Linked DNA regions of Homo sapiens: region 2 is linked to region 1. Evidence: read pairs that join two places in POLR2A ChIA-PET (ENCODE). Cell type or tissue: MCF 10A. All regions are shown on one strand. Region 1 holds the start of CLK2 (CDC like kinase 2). Region 2 has its middle 37 kb from the start of YY1AP1.

What was found. ChIA-PET counts read pairs that join two places held together with the same protein. Peaks named below come from ENCODE experiments on the same cell type or tissue, not always from the same donor. Only the 100,000 strongest peaks of a DNase experiment are listed, where the experiment ranks them.
Region 2: POLR2A ChIA-PET joins it to region 1 with 10 read pairs; 7 of 35 experiments call an interaction of 5 or more read pairs at or near these places.

Annotation. Positions count from the first base shown.
Region 1 is chr1:155,272,012-155,274,511 of GRCh38, forward strand. CLK2 (CDC like kinase 2) reads right to left here and starts at 1,493. Exons shown (of 13, transcript NM_001294338.2): 1 at 1,190-1,493. RefSeq lists an enhancer at 2,086-2,500. In MCF 10A, no CTCF peak of the experiment used is centred here; DNase peaks (open chromatin) are centred at 950 and 1,530.
Region 2 is chr1:155,650,582-155,653,081 of GRCh38, forward strand. No RefSeq gene overlaps it. Among named protein-coding and RNA genes, the nearest start is that of YY1AP1, 37 kb to the right of the region's middle. In MCF 10A, a CTCF peak has its summit at 1,242; DNase peaks (open chromatin) are centred at 740 and 1,040.

The sequences.
Region 1 (2,500 bases):
TTGTGTTTTTTTTTTTTTTTTTGAAACGGAGTTTTGCTCTTGTTGCCCAGGCTGGAGTGCAATGGCGCAATCTCGGCTCACCATAACCTCCGCCTGCAGGGTTCAAGCGATTCTCCTGCCTCAGCCTCCCGAGTAGCTGGGATTACAGGCATGCGCCGCCACGCCCAGCTAATTTTGTATTTTTAGTAGAGACAGGGTTTCTCCATGTTGGTCAGGCTGGTCTCGAACTCCCAACCTCAGGTGATCCGCCCGCCTTGGCCTCCCAAAGTGCTGGGATTACAGATGTGAGCCACCGCGCCTGGCCAGTAAGTGGTTTTTAATTAATATCAGCCCTACTTAGCTGACAGCTGGCCACCTTCCAGTTAATGGAATTGGAATGGGATGGTTCACAAATCCTTTTTTTCCTTCAAGGAAAAAAGAGAAAAATCACTGTCACAATCCAGGAAGATGAGAATAGGAAGGCACAATAAAATGAAACAGGCCCAGGGACATAAGTCTTGGTGGGGGTGTATGAGAATCGCGTATGCAAAAGGTTTAATGATTCCGATGTCTGACCACCATTCTGTATCACTTCTTCCCAACCTCCCCAAATTGAGGAGGGTGGTATTTGATGCATTCTTGGTGTAACTGGGGCCGGTAGCATACCAAGCTGCAAGCACAAGATTTTCCCAGCATAGTTATCCTAATCAGCATAGCCACATAAATGCCATCTCACCACATACTACCATCAAACGGCCTCACAGCACTGTCCCCTCAAAACATCACTAGCCTACCTTTCTCAAGTTTGAAATCTTTTGCTTTTTCCTTTCTTACTCAGAAAATCCAGAACTCCTACAGGCAAATTCTTCCTGCATGTTCCAAGTGACACGGTGATGTATTCCTCCCCTCCAGCTTTGATTGGACCCGAGTCCAACTTTGATATTCCACTCCTTCACATCTCTGGAACCACTCCCATCCTTACTCTATCATCCCTTCTAGTCTGGTTCCGCCCAAGCTTCCTACAGGTCTTCTTGGTACATCTAACGCAGGCCGACCTCCTTCCCCCTCATCTCCCTACTCCGTCGCTTCGTAGGTCTCAACTCTCCTCCTCTCCAAATCTCGCCCCCGTCCCTTGCCCCCAACCCAAGCCTAACCCCGCCCGCCCCGCGGTCGCCATCTTTTCGCGCGGCCAGCCAACCCGCGCGCTCACCGTTCTGGCGGCGAGGCCCGTGCGCTTGTCCCACAGGAAGTCCGTGATGGCGGCGACACTGCGGCCGGAGTCCCGGCACCCCCGCGGCGACGAAATGCTGCTCCACCCCCCCAACCCGGGACCCTGGGACCTCCCGCCCCGTTCCCGGGCTCCGCTTCAGTCCCGCCCGCCCCGGCTCCGTCCCCGCCCCTAAGATCTGCTTGGCGCCGCTCGCACCGCCCCCGCCCGGGGCCCGATCCCAGCTCGGTCTCCGGCTCTGGCCTCTCCGCTCCGCCGCCGCCGCCGTGAGCGAGCACGTACGCACGGACCGACGTCCTGCGTCGCTTCCCAGCTACCCCCTGGGCTCCGCCCCCAGGACCGCGCGCGCCACCACGTGCTCACGTAGTTGGCAGGCATCCGCCTGTCAGAGCCTCGGAGGTACTGGGGGCGGAAGTTCATAGGGGCGAGGAGGGTCCACAGGGACAAGCTGGAAGCCTTCCAGGCCCGCTATGCCCCGCCTCCTGTCCTTTCCCACTCCGTCTTCAATCTTTTACCCTTTGCATGGAGACGTGTGGCTTAGTTAGGTTTGGAGTTTAAAAGAAAGGATTGTCATTGTCAATACAGTGTCGCTGCTCTGCAAGCCTGACTGTAGTGAGGCTTGATGGTGAAGTCTCATTCTTCTGCATAGCCTGAAAATAACCATTTCTTAAAACACTTCACCTACCTATCCCCAGGACAAAAGTCTGCCACCTTTTGTCATCAACAAAAGTTATGCACGACTCGGGGTGGGGACACAGCCATGGAGGAAAGGTTTGAGCAATGGAGGGTTGGAGAATCGGGTGCCGAAAAGGGGGACTTACTTGAGAACTGTATCCTAAGGTGGCTTACATAATGTGTGAGAAATACAAGTTTACTAGGGCCGGGCGCGGTGGCTCTCGCCTATAATCCCAACACTTTGGGAAGCCGAGGCGGGCGGATCACGAGGTCAGGAGTTCGAGATTAGCCTGATCAACATGGTGAAATCCCGTCTCTACTAAAAATACAAAAATTAGCCGGGCATGGTGGCGGGCGCCTGTAATCCCAGCTACTCAGGAGGCTGAGGTAGGAGAATCGCTTGAACCCGGGAGGCGGAGGTTGCAGTGAGCCGAGATCGGGCCATTGCACTGCAGCCTGGGTGACAGAGCGAGACTCTGTCTCAAAAAAAAAAAAAAAAAAAAAAAAAAGCGCGCATCACCACGCCCAGCTATTTTTTTTTTTCTTGTAGAGATAGTGCCTCACTTTGTTACCCAGGCTAGTCTTGAACCCCTGAGCTCAAGCAATCCTCCCCCATCG
Region 2 (2,500 bases), 380 kb after region 1:
CCTGCGACCAATCAGAGGCTAAAGTGAAGGCTCCCTGTCTCCAGATCCTATTCTCCTGCCTCATTCCCCCTTGAGAGACTTAATATCAAATATTTACAGGAGGTAGAGGGACTGACAGTCTTTCTTCTGTAACTGCTTCATGCTGTTTGGGGCACTGTCCCTATCTACTTGGGGACCATGGAACTCTCACCCTGCTCTGTCTAGTGGAGACAGGATGACTTCTTGTTGGCCGGGGCTGGCATCATTCCCTGGATAGAAGCCCTGCTGCATGATCATTTGAAGCTTAATGGCCTCTAGGTGAGAAAAAATACATTTGGTTAAAAGATTTAACAAACATGGTCCAACATGGTCAATGCGAGCATAATTGTTAATAATGTGCCAGCTAAGGGAAGTAGACATGAAGCCCAACTTAGTGCCCTTGACCAGAAGCCCCATGACTCGGACAGCTGTTGTTATATTTTAGAGGCCCCATCAGCTAATTTTCAGGCGGCATCTCTTGCTAATCCTGATTGGTTGACATAAAAACAGCATTCTTCGGTGGGGCGCGGTGGCTCACGCCTGTAATCCCAGCACTTTGGGAGGCTGAGGCGGGCGGATCAAGAGGTCAGGAGCTGGAGACCATCCTGGCTAACACGGTGAAACCCTGTCTCTACTGAAAAAAAAAAAAAAAAAAAAAAAATTAGCCGGGCGTGGTGCCAGGCGTCTGTAGTCCCAGCTACTTGGGAGGCTGAGGCGGGAGAATGGCATAAATCCGGGAGGAGGAGCTTGCAGTGAGCCGAGATCGCGCCACTGCACTCCAGCCTGGATGACAGAGTGAGACTCCATCTCAAAACAAAACAAAACAACAACAACAAAAAACCCCAGCATTCTTCTTTTAGGAAAAGACATATGCCACCTTTTTCAGCAGCTAGGAAATCCAGTCTCCTATTATTTTGTAAAACGACCGTTGCCAAGGAGTCTATCTGATTTTGTAAGGTGACAATACTTTGGGCAATGTCTTCCAAGCTCTCTGAAAGATCCTTGGACAAACGTTGGTAATAGGATAGGAATGTTGCAAGCCTGCTAACTCCTGTTCCTACTTCTGCGGTTATTCCTAGTCCTACCAAAAGGAGTATGAGTTTGATGGTTCATTTGTGCCTGGCGGGTGCAGTTAAAGGTATGAGAGACTGGTTATTGAGAGCTATACAGATTTCAGGGGCTAAATAAAGAAGTGTAGAGGTTTCAGTCCATTTGATTGGTAAACATAACTAGGAACTAGTTCCACACAGGAAAAAGACTCCGTGTTTTTCAAGATAAAAATCATTCTCTATGGTGAACATATGGGTTAGCTTTTTGTTTTTCTTTCCCCAGTGGTTAAGGTCCCTGCTAAGGTGGCTCCAGTTAAAGGCTGGAAAGGACCTTGGGAAGTATCCTCAGTTGTCCTAGCAGTTAAGTTTTCCTGGTGAAGGTAGTTATGCTTAGTGTCCACCAGCAACCACCCAGAGGTATTTTCATACTGGAGAACCAAAAGGCAACTAGCTGTCTTAGGATTACTACAGTCTTCCCAAGTGAAAATGTGAACACAGCTAGTGGTCCTACCTTGACAGTACTTAGACTGTGTGTCCTTTAAAGTGCCCTTAATTAGGAATAGTTTCATGCAAACCATACAGGTTTTCTAAATGATGCAGCCTAGGTAACTGCATAGCTTACATATCATGTGAGAGGTTAATCCCTAGGGTGTAGTTACTCTGATGACTCAAGGTTCCCAGGGTTTGACTAGAATTTTTTAATACAAAGTGGCACCTGGGATTTTAGTTCTTTGTGCGTTCTTGGGCCCCAAATAGGTTTTTGAGGAGATGCAACCCCAGAAATGTTACTTTGGTAGGACTGGAGAAGGTTTACTGCTCATCCTGACATTGTAACTTTTGTTGTTTATGTAATTTTGAAGTCATAGAAGTCATGCAGATCCATTAATTTGAAGGGAGTCCCTCCCTTGTAGTTGAGGTGGTAGGACATTTTTTCAAGGGCCCAAGATAAGCCTGGGTTGCGATGGCAGTGTGTTTTGGTGATGTTGGAGATGAACAAAGCCAACAGTCCTTTGCCAGAGCTGGACTGGTGGTATTTAACAGTCTTTGGGTTAAATTTTAAAGTCTTAATAAATACCCAGAATCCATTAATTGCCAGAGAAGTAAAATAAAACCCTGCTGTAAAATTAAGCTGATTCCCAGTATGCCTGGTCCCAGTATACACAGGCCAGGGCTAACCATTATGGGACTAAAAATACTTATCTGTTATTTTGTTCTTTTGAATGGGAACTTCAGGGGGTGTATACCTATCCTCTCAGGAATAATGTTACAAAAATGAAGTAAAACATTTTGCTTAATTATTACAAAGGAAATGATTCCATCCATTTGGAAGAAGGCAATAAATTATAAAAATATAAAAACTGCTACTATTATCAAACCTACAGTAACTATGCAGCATAGACACCAAGGAGAGTTGGTAGGCATTCACTTATCTT